Linked DNA regions of Homo sapiens: region 1 is linked to region 2. A link is a contact called in ENCODE Hi-C data. All regions are on one chromosome and are shown on one strand. The core of a region is the stretch at or near the end of the contact, and the rest is flanking DNA. Distances in the headings are between cores, read along the strand shown.

Region 1 (3,472 bases), core at 866-3,365, 49 kb before region 2:
CATTCTTCATGTACTTCTAGGTCAGAAACCTCTGCTATTAATCAGATCCTTCTGAGTAGTTTCATATCTAGTTTTGATCCCTATGCCATATCCTTAGAGAAAAAACATGTACTTTTAATTTGGTCATGAAAGTTACTGTTTGAATAGATTTTTTAAGACTTTAGGCATTCTGGTTATTTAAATTGACTCAGACAGTATAAACTAGACTCCCTGACATTCCTGGGCCTTCAAGACTCAATGGCTTCTGGTAAGCAGCCACTCAGGCCTCCAGTTGGCCTTAACTAAGTCAGCCCCAACACACCAGTTCCTTAGAATTACATGCAAGGTCATAGGATTTCAATTAAAAAAATACTTTAACACGAGGCCAGAATACCTATGGCTGTAACCTGCTCTTGAATAAACTTTCTCCCTGTCATTTTTTTGTGTGTGTGAAATACTTTACTCTTTTTATAGATCTTGGTCTTTTGCAATCATACAGGATTCTATTTGTTGAGTACCTTCTTTGCATTGGAAATTTGAATTTCTTTTTACCCTTACAGTATACCTATAAGGCAAATATCATCAACTTCATTTTACAGATGAACAATAAGTTACTAGTGAACTGGTGATGAAAATTAAAGAAGGCTTTTGAACATGAATATACCTTTTCAATATCCTTGACAGATGCCAACAGAAAAAGTTAAGAAATGAATAGGATACAATGTTTTCTAAACTGTTCCCATAACACATAGTTGGGTATTTGCAGGGACTTATTATTCAGTTAGAACAATAAGTGACTTATTGATTAACTGCTTCTAAATGATATAAATAGGGTTTAAACTAGTATTTATCATGTATACACAATAAAGATTTATTGTTAACATAAATTGAGCATTTATCATATTCTAATCACTGTTCCATTAGATTGAACCACATAAAATTGCTGCTCTTTCACCTATCAAATGGCAATTTCATGTGGTTTAACCTAATAGTTGTCTCATTTGATTTCAACAATAGCCTTAGATGCAACTGTTTTTAATGTCATTTGTAGAAGAGGAAATGGAAGCTCAGCAAGATTAAATAATGTGCACAGAATTAAGCAGTCAATAAGGGGGACTTCTCCCCCAACCTCAAACCAAGCAATTCTTCTTCACCATGAAGTGGTGACTCTGATGAAGTGATGTGACACTTTTATTGTCTCCAGTGATGGTAATTTTGAGTTTATTAGTTCAGTCACTTCATTCAGTATACTGAGCACATACTGTAGATGTGAATCATATGTATTCAGCCTTTGAAAGAACAGAAAGGTGGAAAATCAAGCTAGTTAGCCAGAGTTGGGTTTTACAAAAACAGTGAAACAAAACCATCTGAAACTGATTTTTTTTTCATTATCTATGCAGGTAGGTCTTGAAGATTGTTTCTTAAGTTCTCAGAGGTTGGTTATTACTGGAAAAAATTAAGTGTTGATTTCTAAAGTAACTGGACCCTTTGGATAGTGTAGGTTCTTGTGTGTTTGTTCAGTCGTTACTTTCATTGTACCCTCTGCCTGGGATGCTTTGTTCCTAATCACAAGATCTTTTAAGTCTTACCTCTGCGGTCACTCTTTCTGTAGGGATCCTTCATTATTTTCCCTCTGTAAATGAACTGTCCCTCATTTTGGCTCTCATTGCAGTTGTTTTCACTTTTCGTATGTCACCAGTCTCCTTTCCTAAATTATGTTTTATTATCCATTCATCTATTCACCCATCCATCCATCCATTCACCCATCCATCCATCCATCATACTACACATCTATAAATTTCTAGTCAGTGTTAGGGGCCCTGAAGTTGTAGGGGTGAAATGATACAGTTTCCACCCTCAGAGGCTTAATGGGGAGACAGAGAAACAAACAGAACATTTCAGTCAACTATAGGTCTCCTTATTCCAGCTCTAACTCATCTGAAAATGCACTCCTATCAGTGACAGTTGCTCATGATGGCTGTGATTCTGGTGGATGATAAAGATTGGTGGGGAGATAAAAGAGAGAAAGGAAGAAATATGCTCCCTGTGCTCCAGAATGGGGTTGGGAAACACATGATGCATGTCTCTCCAGCCCACTCCAGCCTCCTGAGCTGAGGATCAGCAAGACAGATTATGCAGTGCGTCTTTGCAACAGAGAGGAGGTCTGCTCATCCCACATTTGGAGCACCCGTGGGTGGAGCAGGGAAGATTTCTGGGAAACAGTGTTTGAATTGAATCATGAAAATGAGTAGGAGTCTGCTACATGGGTAAGGGAGGGAAGAAAAGTCAGTAGAGAAGGTAGGCAGTGCTTGCAAAGGCCTGAGGTAAGAGATAGCATGCTGTGTGTCCACGCACGTGTGTGTATGTGTGTGTGTGTGTCTATAAGAAGTCTGCTATGGCTACTTTAAGATGAAAAGTGGAATTTGGCAGGAATTGAGTGGTCAAGAGCAAGCAGTGAGATAATGACATTTTTCAAAAAGATAGCAGTTTGGAGAATGGGGAACGCATATCTTACATCCATCATTAGACTGTGATCTGCTTGAGGGTGGAGATTTTAACCCTGCTTATATCCTGGTATGCCAAGCTCCTAGAATATCACTCCACACGCTTTGGAATTGCACTATAGCCTGGATATCACATTTCTTTCATTCTGAGGTGGCTGGCTTGAGGAGAATGAATGTCAGGAGAATATTGCTAGTTTTTAGGGGAGACACAGGGGAAAGAGAGGCACTGGGATATGAGTGAGAGGAGTCTTTGAAAGAAAAATGAGGCTTAAATCCATTATCACCAGCATTAAAATACAGCATTTCTTCTCTGAATAGTATTTGTTCCTGTTTACTTTCTTCCTTGTGGCATTGAGCTGGGCTGCATTTGCCATTTAGGCATAATTACTATTTTATTATTATTTTTTTTCACAGTTAAGTGGAGCATTTGAGCACAGCTGAATTGCTGGGAGCCTCGGTGGAAGAAATCTATTAGTGATACGGCTTGAAACAATACACAAAAGGCCGCTGCGTGTGGTCTGCCCTCCACGCTTTCAACTTCCTTATGTGGAACAATAAATCTCCGAGTCAGCTAGAACGCAGAGACTCCCATCCAACGAGAGCCGCATTTTTATCTTTTATTCATTGGCAGGAACATTAGCTGTAGGAGGTATTCAAATCACACTTTTATTTAAACAAACACAGCTGGATCGCAGCCTCTTAATATAGCAATTCTCTAATGAAAAATAACAACATAGTATTTATCTCTTTTCTTTTGTGTGACTCTCAATTTGCTAAAATTAGGCAGACTTCAATCCCATACAAAATTGGCATGTTTTCATGACCAGAGCTCATCGCAACTAACTGCAAAATTATAATGGGGATGTAATTATAGGAGGGCATGTGAAATACACATCCTTTTGCTGCTGTAAGCTATATGGGGTTATACAATTATGTTATAATAACATCATTTATCTTAAAGGAGTCAGACAGCTGACTTCATTTATTTA
Region 2 (3,442 bases), core at 175-2,674:
CGCATTCATGAGTCTTTGTAATAGAATAATTTGTATTCCTTTGGGTATATACCCAGTAATGGGATTGCTGGGTCAAATGGCATTTCTGTTTTTAGGTCTTTGAGGAATTACCACACTGTCTTCTAAAATGCTTAAAGTAATTTACACTCCTACCAACAGTGTATAAACATTCCTCTTTCTCCACAACCTTACCAGCATCAGTTATTTTTTGACTTTTTAATAATAGCCATTCTGACTGATGTGAGATGGTGTCTCATTTTGGTTTTGATTTGAATTTCTCTAATGATCAGTTGGAATGAGGATGTTAATGGAACACTATGCAGCCATTAAAAAAAAATGAGTTCATGTCCTTTGCAGAGACATGAATGGAGCTGGAGGCCATTATCTTCAGCAAACTAATGCAAAACAGAAAACCAAATACCACATGTTCTCAATTATAAGTAGGAGCTAAATGATGAGAACACATGGACATATAGAGGGAAACGACACACACTGAGGCCTACCTGAGGATGGAGGGTGGGAGGAGGAAGAGGATAAGGAAAAATAACTAATGAGTACTAGGCTTAATATCTCGGTAATGAAATAATCTGTACAACAAACCCCCATGATGCAAGTTTACCTATAAAACAAACCTGCACATGTACCCCTGAACTTATAATAAAACTTCAAAACAAAACAAACAAAACAAAATAAAGCCTCTAATTAAAATGGAGAATGAGTAGCTATGGAGACAAAGGCTTTTCTGTAGATACTAGAGACAAGAAGGAGGCCCTGTTGCTTCAAAATGCTGAGGTTCCTTGAGAATGTCAGTGTAGCCTTCATAAAGCTCCGGATTTCTCTCTTTTGGGGCCATGAGGGGTTATTTGCTAATCTGGAAGTTGGCATTTCGGGTGAACTGGATTTTAACTCAGCTCACTCTTCATTTTTTTGATGGCCATGGAGAAGGGATAGTGAGAGATTGAGAAGTGGAGGCTCTGAACTCCTTGTGGAGCTGTGCTCACCTCACCCTCCACCTGGGTGAGCAGGAGTTGCAGATCCAAGGGCTTTGGGCCACTAGACCTCTGGGTGGTGAGGACAGACTGTGCAGAGAAGTCATCAGCCTAGGGATGGCCTTACCACAAACTCTCTAACCCTGTGCTTTACACACTCCTGACAGGTAGAAAGTAAATTTGCATAACAAACTGTTTAAATATTCAATTTTTATCCAGCTTCAAGGCACTCTTTGTCCTCGGTAGTTCTAATGATTAGTGACCCCTTCAAAATCAGCATCATTTGTCAAATCAAATTAGCCTCCTTACTAACTGCAAGGCAGTGACATTCATCTTTTTGATGCTTTCAAACCAGTCGGAGGTAAAGTTCTCAGATGGAATGGGGCTTGGTATGCTGCATGAGTCACTTCCTCAATGAGGCAATTGTCAGAAAAATAGGAGACGTAGCTCTAAGGTAAATATTGTTGGGTCATTTGAAATGTATGCAGATTTGACATTTCCCTTCTGATTAGCATGTCTACACATTAAAGTTTTGTGTATGTCACATTGGATAGTTCAGATGCCAGGGTAATGTCAGTGAGCACTTGATAGAAACTTAATTTTGCTCCTGATGAAGAAAATGGAAGGATGAAGAGGAAAACCTAAGGTGAGAACCTTATTTAGAGTGTACAGGGGGTATTCAGAATAAAAAAAAAAAATGCTGGGAAGGAAAGTGTCATTATCTACTATGTGCCAGTTACTTTATTACCTAATTTAGTCCTTTTAGGGATATTGACCCCGTTTGAATAATTAAAATAGGTGAATCAACAGGCTTAATGCCAACAGATAGTAGAATAGTAGAGCTGAAAGTTCAAGCTCATGTGTGTTTGATGCTGAAGTCCATGCTTCTTCCTGCAGAGTGTTGCCTCCATATGATGCAAAATATCCAACCTAGCCCTGACATGAAAACTTAATTGAAAGTATCCAACAGTGGGTAAGCATCCTGACTCTGTCATTACGTTGCAAATTTAAAATTAGAAACTCAGAGCATTTCCTGGTACAACTTGTTCTTTTGTAAATAATGACTCTTCAGTCTCCACTTGAACACTTGCAGTGACCAGGAGCTAGCTTATGATTTCACCATTCATCCATGTCTATATTTATTCCTATGTCCCTTCATATACCAATAATTATGTCCTTCCATATTTAAGTGTACAATTGTATCTGCATCTAATTATGACTTTAGAGTATTTGCTCTGTTAGGGACTATGTTGTGTCTTTCACTTATTGTATCATTTATCATCACAAGAAGCCAGTAAGATATGTTATATTATTATGTAGACTTAATGGAAAAAAAATACTTGGACTTAAAAAAGATAAGTAGCTTGCCTGAGCCACATAACTAAGGAGCAGCATGTCTAAGTAGTACATCACCTCCCAGTTTCAAACTTTTTTCTAATACAGTGCTAATCCACAGCTCATAATATGCAGAAAGAGCAATATCAGCTTTTATCCTCAATTTGAACTTGCCTATCTAATCCTGCTTTCTTATTTTGTGTTGTCAAAATCATATAAAATATAGTACTTGTTCAAGAACATTGGCAAAGTGCTCCAACTAAATCCAGGCTTTAGAGATCATCTGTACATAAGGGCTACCGCTAGGCACTTTTCTCATACCCAGCACCATACATTAGATCTGGGGTTGGCAACTATGGCCTACAGGTCAAATCTTTGTCCATGCCTGATCTTTTAAATAAAGTTTTATTGGAACATAGCCATGCTCATTCATTTACTTATTGCCTTTTTTCTCCACTACGAGAGCACAGTTGAATAGTTGTGACAAGACCATATATCCCATAAAGCCTAAAATATTTACTCTCTGATCCTTTCGACAGAGTTTGCTAACTCCGCATTAGGACTCTTGCATAAATCTATCATGTTACCTATGGAAAAGGTGTACAAAAGGGATACAGAGTATCTGGGGGTGGCCATGCATGCTATAGAATAAGTTGCAGAGTAATTGCCAAAATAGTGTTTTAAGCTGGAGAACCAAGACAAAGAAATGGTATCCAAAGTGTATTTTAGTTCAAGCTCTCTGCTATTAATGCAGGGATTCTAAAATTGCTCCTGCAATTCTCACCAAAGGGTCAGAGGATATTAACTTTATTCACTTATCCTGAATCTTCCCTGTAAAACAGTGATTCTCTCTCTCTCTCTCTCTCACTGTCTCTCTCTCTCACTGTCTCTCTCTCTCACTGTCTCTCTCTCTCTCTCACACACACACACACACACACCACTTACTGAACCATGAATAAAAATCCCAAATCTACTGAGTCATAAAAGCTTGGAATGAAACCAGGACATCTAAAATTTCAAAATGCTTTATCAAGCAACCAATGTCTGGGTATCATTGCCACAAGCAACTACAAATATATCTAATTCCTTTTGCAGCAAGCATTTGAAGATAATTATCA

Evidence for each region. A loop is a pair of places that touch in the nucleus more often than their neighbours do. Pooled maps may share reads with other maps.
Region 1: a loop to region 2 is called in a map of endothelial cell of umbilical vein, with 4 times the contacts of the local background. The contact joins the promoter of LINC01748 here to the enhancer-like site in region 2. A Hi-C loop is called at or near these places in 3 of 168 maps with a recorded cell type or tissue (aorta, dorsolateral prefrontal cortex and endothelial cell of umbilical vein) and 1 of 50 pooled maps.

Annotation. Positions count from the first base shown.
Region 1 is chr1:60,621,328-60,624,799 of GRCh38, reverse strand. LINC01748 (long intergenic non-protein coding RNA 1748) reads left to right here and starts at 2,115. Exons shown (of 8, transcript NR_146508.1): 1 at 2,115-2,303.
Region 2 is chr1:60,571,858-60,575,299 of GRCh38, reverse strand. The region is part of intron 4 of LINC01748 (long intergenic non-protein coding RNA 1748); the gene reads left to right. Among named protein-coding and RNA genes, the nearest start is that of LINC01748, 49 kb to the left of the region's middle. Within about 2 kb of position 1,424, at least 6 of the 41 ENCODE cell types and tissues checked have a DNase peak (open chromatin) inside an H3K27ac peak, as active enhancers do; they include endothelial cell of umbilical vein, where a contact is called at or near this core.